Regions from separate parts of the Homo sapiens genome. Here all the other regions are linked to region 1. A link is a contact called in ENCODE Hi-C or POLR2A ChIA-PET data. All regions are on one chromosome and are shown on one strand. Each heading gives the region's core, a stretch centred on a gene start or an enhancer-like site at or near the end of the contact. The rest is flanking DNA. Distances are from core to core; before and after follow the strand shown.

The links. Hi-C counts contacts between places; a loop is a spot of excess contacts on that map. ChIA-PET counts read pairs that join two places held with the same protein, here RNA polymerase II (POLR2A). Pooled maps may share reads with other maps.
Region 2: a loop to region 1 is called in a pooled map, with 2.2 times the contacts of the local background. The contact joins the promoter of SLC9C1 here to the enhancer-like site in region 1. A Hi-C loop is called at or near these places in 2 of 50 pooled maps. POLR2A ChIA-PET finds 5 or more read pairs at or near these places in 3 of 52 experiments (GM12878, H1 and T-cell).
Region 3: a loop to region 1 is called in a map of naive thymus-derived CD4-positive, alpha-beta T cell, with 3 times the contacts of the local background. The contact joins two enhancer-like sites. A Hi-C loop is called at or near these places in 8 of 168 maps with a recorded cell type or tissue (B cell, GM12878, Right ventricle myocardium inferior and 5 more), 8 of 37 single-sample maps with no recorded cell type and 22 of 50 pooled maps. POLR2A ChIA-PET finds 5 or more read pairs at or near these places in 13 of 52 experiments (GM12878, H1, MCF 10A and 8 more).

The regions. Positions count from the first base shown.
Region 1 is chr3:112,356,448-112,359,621 of GRCh38, reverse strand. The region is part of intron 5 of CD200 (CD200 molecule); the gene reads right to left. Among named protein-coding and RNA genes, the nearest start is that of CD200, 25 kb to the right of the region's middle. RefSeq lists an enhancer at 791-860. Within about 2 kb of position 1,586, at least 5 of the 41 ENCODE cell types and tissues checked have a DNase peak (open chromatin) inside an H3K27ac peak, as active enhancers do.
Region 2 is chr3:112,292,764-112,295,937 of GRCh38, reverse strand. It overlaps SLC9C1 (solute carrier family 9 member C1), which reads left to right and starts at 1,722. Exons shown (of 29, transcript NM_183061.3): 1 at 1,722-1,845.
Region 3 is chr3:112,389,605-112,392,778 of GRCh38, reverse strand. All of the region lies in intron 1 of LOC105374041 (a long non-coding RNA gene), which reads left to right. Among named protein-coding and RNA genes, the nearest start is that of CD200, 58 kb to the right of the region's middle. RefSeq lists enhancers at 1,018-1,127, 1,178-1,793. Within about 2 kb of position 1,443, at least 11 of the 41 ENCODE cell types and tissues checked have a DNase peak (open chromatin) inside an H3K27ac peak, as active enhancers do.

The DNA of each region.
Region 1 (3,174 bases), core at 337-2,836:
GAACTTCTGTGAATTTGGTTTTATCACCTATCAGATGGAAATACTTTCCTTATCAATTGCTATGAGAATTAAATGTAATAACTTCCAGGTCTAGTCCTTTTGTCTCATGAACATCCATTTAAATATTTAAGAACACCCTCCATGCCCTCCTTTCATCCCCACTTACAAAGTTTTATCTTCTGAAATCTAAGTGCTGTTTTCCCTGAGTGGTGAGACTATGCATTTTGAACTATCAATTACCAATAACAGAATTTATAATTCTTATATGACCTAACTACTGACTGGAATCCAGAATAATAATCTAAATGATAGCATGGTTTCCTTTAAAGATCACTAGTATACATTTTTGTTGTTGTTGTTTGTCTGTTTTTTTTAAAAAAAGCTCTTAAATTAAGCCTGACTTTGAATGGTTGATTACTTGATTCTGCATCTGGTCTGAAGAAGTTTTTCCTTTCTCTAAAATAAAGTTTCTATATATCTTTCTCCCTCCATCGCCTCAAAGGCCATGCTTTACTCACAGCCCTTGCCAGAGCAAAACCTTTTAGGATTCTTCTAAACTCTAGAATACCTAAGGACTACCTGAAGTACCGGTTAATTTGCAAAAACACAGGACACTTGTAGAGAATGTGATTCTTTGTCTTTTTGTGTGGTTCAGGAATATACTTTCGTTTTGTTTCTCTCTTTCTTTCTCTCTCTTTCTTTCCTCTCACTTTTCTTTCTTTCTCTCTTTTGTTTCTTGTTGGATTGGGTAATCTATGAAGCAAGGTATGAGGGAACAAAAATAGTAAGATAAGTTTAAAACATATGGAATAGAGAGTGAAGAAGTTGTTTAGTGCAGAGAAGACAGAACAGCCAAGTTGTGGTAAGGACAGGAGAAACTAGATGCAAAACTCATGAATCAGTGCTGATGGGGAACCTAGGGCAGCTTTGGATCTACAAGCACCTTCAGGTAGCCGCTCTTCCTGACATGCGGCAGTTTAGTTTCCTGGAAATCCATTTATACACATCCTTACAGGAACTGCCCTCCCTCTACCCTTGACTCGCACTAGCTTCAGTGAGTAATTTTTCTTCCCATACTCCTACAAAAAAAATGTCTAAGCAAAACAGTTTCTCTTCTTCAAAAAGAGATACAACTGCACTAGCAGGAAATCAGTTTTCGGCATCACAAGTTCATCTAGGCATCACAAGTTCATTTCAGTATACGCACGTTTTTAGAATGCACATTTTCTGATTCTGTCTCCCCAGTGGGTCCCCACAAATTTCTCCCAAGACTGCTACTGAAATGACTTATATAGCAGGTCCTCCAACAACATCCTTTCATTCCACAACATGTTGTTATAATGTTGATGAGAAAAACAACAGATTCCCATCCAGGACCACTGTGTGGGAGTTAGCACATCCTCCCCAAGTCTGCATGGGTTTTCTCTGGATACTCTGGTTCCCCCCACATCCCAAACACGTACTGCATGTTATGTAAATTGGCATGTCCAAATGGTCCCAGTCTGAGTAACTGTGTGTGTGTGCGTGTGCGTGTGTGTGCGCGTGTGTGAATGCCCCCTGCTCTGGGATGACGTCCTGTCTGGTGTCAGTGTCTGCCTTGCATCCTGAGCTGCATAGGCTCTGGCCACCCATACCCTTGAACTGAAATCATTGAGTGAATAATTATCTCACTTGTTTTTGTTACTGTTTCTTAAATGTATGCATAACTCACATTTATTTCAATGTTTAATATTAGAAATGTTTTGGTCTTTATTAAAAGTTTGGTGATGTTTTTGTGACTAGAAATATGCCATAGGAACTTAAGTCTTGTTTCTATCATTTAGCCTGTGGTAAAATTGGTTCTGTTACATGCCGTTTTGCTTAAACTCGCAGTTTCCAAGAACCTATTGATGACATTAAGACTTACTGTATGAGTTCTTCTCCCTTCCAAATACGCATGCCCATGTGTCCAAACAGATTCAGATAACCTGAAATCTTCCTCAAAGCTGTCCTAACTGCTACAATTCCTGTTTGTCCCTCCATTTACCTCTCTAAACTCGTCCTTCCTTGAACATTTGTACAATTCATGAAAATATACTTCGATAAAACGAAAAAGGACCTTAGATTTAGTAATTACAAAAATGAACATCTGTTACAAACTTAGTCTGCCGCATTGGTGTGCTAGAGCTTTATTGGCTCACGCTGATGGTTAAATTGTTAGTAGCTTGAAATTTGCTATGGTGGGAACATTTACTTCACGGAAGTTGGCGACAGCTACAAATAAACACTCCGCCCCTCTCCTCCCAGGCCAGTGTTCCAGCGTATCATTCGTTTTAGGTACTTTTCTTTTTCTTTCTTTCTTTCTTTCTTTTTTTTTTTTTTTTGAGACAGTCTCGCTCTGTCCCCCAGGCTGGAGTGCAGTGGCGCGATCTCTGCTCACTGCAAGCTCCGCTTTCCGGGTTCACGCCATTCTCCTGCCTCAGCCTCCCGAGTAGCTGGGACTACAGGCGCCCACCATCACGCCCGGCTAATTTTTTATATTTTTAGTAGAGAGGGGGTTTCACGCTGTTAACCAGGATGGTCTCGATCTTCTGACCTCGTGATCCGCCCGCCTCGGCCTCCCAAAGTGCTGGGATTACAGGCGTGAGCCACCGCGCCCGGCCATTAGGCACTTTTCTAAGCACTTGTATGTATTCCCGTTTAAATCTTCACAACATTCTTATGAGATACAGTTACAATTATTATCCCCATCTTACTCAGTGAGGAAAAGGAGGCACAGGGAAGTTAAATGGCTTGTCCAAAGGTACTCAGCTAGTTTGTAAAGGACAGGATTTGATCAAAATCGCTAAGTAATTGTTCATTGTTGCAAATAAAAATGACTGACTAGAAAACAACCAATTTTATATGTCATTTGCAATCATCCTTGCTAAAATTAACAGTTGAAAACTTTAAACTCTTGAAGGAGAAATATTGTAGAAATAAATATCACATTCAGTTTCTTATTTCATGTGGCCTTGGTTAAGATGAAAAGAATTTCAGTTAGATAAGGAGTAATAACTTCAAGAGATCTATTGTACAACATGGTGACTACGGTTAATAACAATGTATTGTATACTTGAATATTACTGACAGAGTAGATTTTATGTGTTCATACCACAAAAAAATAAGTATGTGAGGCAATGCACATGTTAAGTA
Region 2 (3,174 bases), core at 473-2,972, 64 kb after region 1:
AGAAGTATTCACCCAAATACTTGGGAGGTTCAGGTGTGAGGACTGCTTGAGCCCAGAAGTTTAAGGTAGCAGGGAGCTATGGTCATACCACTACCTTCCAGCCTGAGTGACAGAGTGAGATCCCATCTCTTGGAAAAAAAAGGTGAATGATTCTGGATTACAAGGATGTCCAGTGTGTGGTCATTAGAGTATATTGCTAAAGAGAAATATTAGACAACATTTACATTTCCTGTTTTATTTATATATATATATATATATATATATATATAAACTTAGCAAGACATATGTATATAAACAAATACATAATGTGGCAAATATTAGCTTTGCAACTTAATTAATTTTTAAATATATATCCACACATGAACCACAACCCACACACAGATATGTGGCATGTATTTCCAACAATGAGAATCCTTTTTTTTTTTTTTTGAAACGGTGTCTCACCCTGTCTCCCAGGCTGGAGTGCAGTGGCGCAATCTCGGCTCACTGCAACCTCCATCTCCCGGGTTCAAGTGATTCTCCTTTCTTAGCCTCCCGGAGCTAGGACTATAGGCGCCTGCCACCATGCCCGGCTAATTTTTGTATTTTTAGTAGAGACGGGGTTTCACCTTGTTGGTCAGGCTGGTCTCGAACTCCTGACCTCAGGTGATCCACCTGCCTCGGCCTCCCAAAGTGCTGGGATTACAGGCATGAGCCACTGCACCTGGCCGAGAATAGATTTTTTAAAGACCCAAGAAAAGGGGCAGCCCAGCAAGACAGAAAATTTCACCAGTAACTGCTCTACTTTAACCAAACACCACAGAAAAGTGTTCACCCACTCCCTGTACCCACATACCAGCAAAGACTGAGTAGGAAGCTTAAACTTCACCCATACCATACAAGATGCCAGAACCCTGCCTGTTTCCCCACCCCAACCAGAGCAGTATCAGAAAAGGCCTTGTGGGAGCTGGAACTTCCATAACAACCAGGCCATAAAGATGCACCCCATGCCTCAGTTGGAGACCATGTAGGGAGCCTGGACTTCTGCTCCAACCCAGCCAAACAAGTTGCCTCCTGCCTTCTTCATCAGGGTAGTATCAGAGGAGGCCAAATGAAGAGTTGGGAATTTTACCACCATTCACTTATAAACGTGTGGGTCGGGAGAAAGAGATGAAACACAGAGAACAAAACATTAAATACAATTTTAAATAACTTTAAGATATTTTATGAGAGTAGGAATGTGAAAAGTTGGCTCTATAGTAATAACTAAGTAATTTCAATTAAAATATTTTTTACATATTATGTTTAGAAAAAACAAATGAGTATATCATTATTCCTGAAAATTTCCTCACATATAACCCAGAGTGAAAGTTCACCTTGTCATCTTGATTTCATTCTCTTACATGCCCACAATATCCATTCACTTTTTCCCTAACCCAGCAACCTGCGTCCTCATATCTCTACCACACTATCTTATCCAGGAAACTTCCTTTTACTAGAATTCTGGGAAAGCAGTGTCCAACAGCTCTTTGTCAGAAATCCACTGTCCCAAAGTCTTAAATTAACACAATGGCGCAATTTCTGTAGGTTCATTTTCACCCCTTATTTGTTTATTTTTAAAAAATAAAACAAAGCCTTAAGCCGTCAAATGCCTGAGATATACAGGAGCAATGACGTTGCATTTCATCAGCCAATCAAGTAAGAGATGATGGGCCTGAAGCTAACCGGTGCAGACTAGGGGCGAGTTTGGAGCAAGTAACTGTCAGTGAGGTTGCAGTTGGTCTGGGCTGTTTGGCTGTGAGCGAAATAGCTGCCCCCCACTTCTCACTTGCACACCACGGGATACTCCTCCTGAGGCTCCGGATGGTGAGCTCTCCAGTCTCTAGTTTCCTTTTCTGGAAGTTGACCTTTCCTACTGGTACTTTCTCTCTCAGTCTCGCCTCCTAGATGAACAAAGGCTCCCACTGTTTTCCTGCTAGAGATTCAGCCACTCCCTCTTGGCGCTTCTGCCTTTCTTGTGGCAGACCATGGAACACTTTCCCAAAGATCAGCTAGCTTCTCGGTTTGAACTTCTACCCCTTAGCTGCTTCCCCTCCTCCATTATGCTTTTTACATCAACTCTTTGTGAACTATCCAGTGGCATGTGTTCCCTTTGCGTTACTGAAACTGAAAAGTCCAGCCCTAGGGGAAAGCTCACTGGTTCAGGGAATCGCCTCAGGTGTGTGGAGCTGATCTTGAGCTGGAGGAAGGGCTCATTCTGAGTGGAGGGGCATTAGGAGGGCAATAGCCCACCCACCTTCAGAGTCAGTAAGATGTCTGCGTTGTGTGGTAGGAGAGTTTACTAAGGAGACAATCCAGCCTCTGGTATCAATATAAAATAAACCATTAAGCATGAGCTTTGTAGCTGTGAAGATTACTGAGATCCCACAGTGCCCTCTTCAGGATGCTTTCTTCACCTAATTCTTGCAAAACGTTCCAATCTGAAGGAAGAAGACTGTTTCCATGTTCAGTAACATGGTAAATTAGTGTGACTTACGGTTCATGAGACAAAATTTCTCAATGCTGGCTGACTGACAAGGACAAATTCATGTCATTTTTGAGAGGGCAGTCATTAATTTCCTCCACACACAAAGAGAATTGAGATATTAGCTAACATGAGAGATATATATATATATATATATTTGAAATAGAGTCTCACTCTGTCACCCAAGCTGGAGTGCAGTGGCACAATCTAGGCTCACTGCAATCTCTGCCTCTTCAATTGATTCTCCTGTCTCAGCCTCCCAAGTAGTTGGGATTACAGGCATGTGCCACCACACCTGGCTAATTTTTTTTTTTTTTTTTTTGTATTTTTAGTAGAGACAGTTTCACTATTTTGGCCAGGCTAGTCTCGAACTCCTGATCTCAAGTGATCCACCCGCCTAGGCCTCCCAAAGTGCTGGGATTACAGGCGTGAGCCACTGTGCTCAGTCAACTAACTTATTGTTAAATTAATGCAGAGGACCTATGTGATAAACCAATATTTTTTTCTTTAATGGGATTTGGACTCACAGACTTTTACAAAGCTGTCAAAAGTCAGCTTAAGATGAAGAGTTCTAATTATATTGAAAACCTGTGGCCGGGCGTGGTGGCTCACGCCTGTAATCCCAGCACTTTGGGAGGCCGAGGCGGGCAGATCACAAGGTCAGGAGATCG
Region 3 (3,174 bases), core at 194-2,693, 33 kb before region 1:
TACCATGTGAAGCAAGCCAATCTAAAAAAGCTACAAACTTTATGGTTCCAACTACGTAACATTCTGCAACAGGCACAACTATGAAGACAGTAAAAAGATCAGTGGTTGTCTGGGGTTAGGGAAGAAGAGGGAATGAATCAGCAGAGCACAGAGAACTTTCAGGGCAGTGATACTATTCTGCATAATACTGTAATGATGGCTACATGTTATGATACATTTGCAAAGCTTATAGAACGTGCAACACCAAGGGTGAACCCTAATGTATAGTATGAACTTTGGGTGACAATGATATGTCAATGTCATATGGAGTTTCATTATAACAAATATAGTGCTCTTACGTGGGATATTGCTAGTGGGGGAAGCTATGAGTATGTGGGGGCAGGGAGTATGTGGAAAATCAGTGTACCTTCTGCTCAGCTTTGCTATAAACCTAAAACTAAAAAATAAAATCTATTTTAAAACCTAAAAAACAAAATCTATTAAAAAATAGGATTAGACATTTGCGTAACCTGAAGTGCCTCTAAGAAATCTTAGAGTCATCTGAAAGAGTTTGGTACCCACCAAGTGAAACTGTCGTTCATTTCATAACTAATAATATCATTGAAAACCACAATACAATCAAAATAAATTGAAGACACACCTCTTGAGAAACTTTACTAAATCTTCGCAAACATATTCTTTCCATTCCTAAATGTAACCTTATGGGTCAACTATTATTTTTAAGTTAACCTTCTTTATCTATAAGAAGGCTTTTAAAACTCATTTACATATAAGGAAACAGATGTACAAAGAAGATCAGTGGGTTGCTCAAGGTCACAGAGCTAGTAAGAGAAGAGACAGCGTCAATCCTAGGCTCTTGCGTGACACCCTGGAACTCCCTTATCCTGATCTCTTTCTTTGGGCAAGACCTATGACACCCCGCATGAGGAAAAAGAACTAAGTACACTCAGTGAAGCTGTGCCTTTGGATGACTGCATTGTGAGCTTTCCAGAGACTGCCAGTTCCTCTGCCTTGGGTTCTGAAGGGCACCAGCCAGGCCTCTCCTGAGTAGGAGGCTAACACAAGTCTGGCTCTGTCCAGGAAGGTCCTCTGTGCCCCATGGGTGGACTAAAATGAAGAATGCTGAAGAAGCCACTGAAATGACAGGGAAGGTTCATATTTCAAGCAGAAAATACAGCAAATGTGAAAGCCTTGAGTTGGGAACAAGCAGATGCCTGTGGCCAGGCAGGAGAAGGAGCCCCCAGGAACCACCAGTGGCAGGGCAGAGGTGTACATAGTTTACATTTTATTCCACTGAAACATTTCCTCCTTATCATTTCTTTTCATTCCTGCGTATGTGTTGACCTCAACTCAGATGGAAGCCTTGCAGCTGAAGGCAGAAGAGGGGAGGAGGCCTTACATGGTACCACTGACTGTCAGGAAATGAGCATATTTGGTTAACAAGAGAGGGATGAGGAGAGAGAAACAATTGAGTTCTGTTTCCTGAGTGACAGAGCTAGCACCAGGCTCTGCTGAAGAAAGCACAAACAAAAGCTTTATTTGTTTCCCAGCAGCAGTGCCCACTAAGGCCTCTCCACAGAAAAGAGATCTGAAGAAGAAGCCAATGAGATTTATTTTTACCATACCGAGTATGTGTGTTGAAAGTGAGAGGCATCTGGGGGAGTTACTTTTTAGCTGCCTCTTACATAGCTTCCCAGCTAAGGAGTTTTGGCATCTACCTCCTTAGGAATTCCTACTTTATCCTTCATGCTTCAAGACTAAAGCTCTTGCAGTTCCCCGAACAATGTTATCCCTCTCTTCTACTCAGTCTCAATCTGTTTTGGCTCACGTTTTCAGATTCTTTATTTTTGACCTCAGCATTACTTTCATCAGAAAGATTTTTTGGCTCTGTCCCAGGGTGACATCAATTGGGCTTTTTTGGAAAAGATTCATAGAGGCTTTTGTGTGCAGAAAACAATACTTACAGTACTCTGTGTTGTCACTGACACTCATTCAACTACAATTATAAACGGAAAACTTTGCTTTTCTTAAGGTTTTAAACATAATTGAAAAACATTTGGTATTAATCTATAAATGTAAACATTTTTCAGTTAAATTAAGCACGGTTTGTCCTTGGTTATTGTTTGGTTGGCATATATATATATATATATATATATATATATATGTATGTATGTATTTCACGAACAAAATGTATATAAATCTTTAGGTACTATATATAAGCTTAAATTATTTCATATTTTAAATATACAGTTGACTCTTGAAAAAGGCAGATGTTAAGGACATTGTCTCCCTTCACAGTAAAAAATCTACATATAACTTGACTCTCCAGAAACTTAACTACTAATAGACTACTGCTGACTGGAAGAATTACTGATAATATAAACACTCAATTAACACATATTTTATATATTATGTGTATTATATACTGTATTCTTACAATAAAGTAAGATAGAGAAAAGAAATGTTATTAAGCTATTCCTAAGAGAAAATATATTTACTATTCATTAAGTGGATCATCATAAAGGTCTTCATCCTTGTCATCTTCACACTGAGTAGGTTGAGAAAGAGAGGAAAGAGGAAGGGTTGGTCTTGCTGTCTCAGGGGTGGCAGAACTGAAAGAGGTGGAAGAGGTGGAAGGAGGAGTGGCAGGCACAGTGGTGTAGCTTTACAGAAATACATGATTTCTGTCTGCCTTTTTTGCTTTTTCATTTCTCCAAAGATAATACCATACAGTACCAATCCTTCCACCATTTGCTTTAATTTCAGTTCTTGTATCATAGAAGACTCCATGTTGTACAAAAAGTCAGAAGCAGTGTTAAATAATTGTAACCCTTCTGCCAGATTGTCTAATGTCAATTTGTTTTCTGGCACTGCTTCTCCTATGTACTCTTCCTCACTATCTCACACTGGTTTGGAAGTCCTTATCTCCATCAAGTTTTCTTCTGTTAATTCTTCTGATGTGGTGCCTATGCGTTCTTGAACTTCTTCATGATTCATATCTTGAAACCTCTCATCCCTGCACCATTTTTGCCATATCCACAATCTCTTTCAAGATTCCTTTGACTGGTCCTGCCACAAATCCTGTGAAATCATGCACAACACCTGGACACAGTTTTCTCCAGCAAAATTTATTTGTTTGGGCCTGATTGCTTTCACAGCATTTTCTGTAACAAC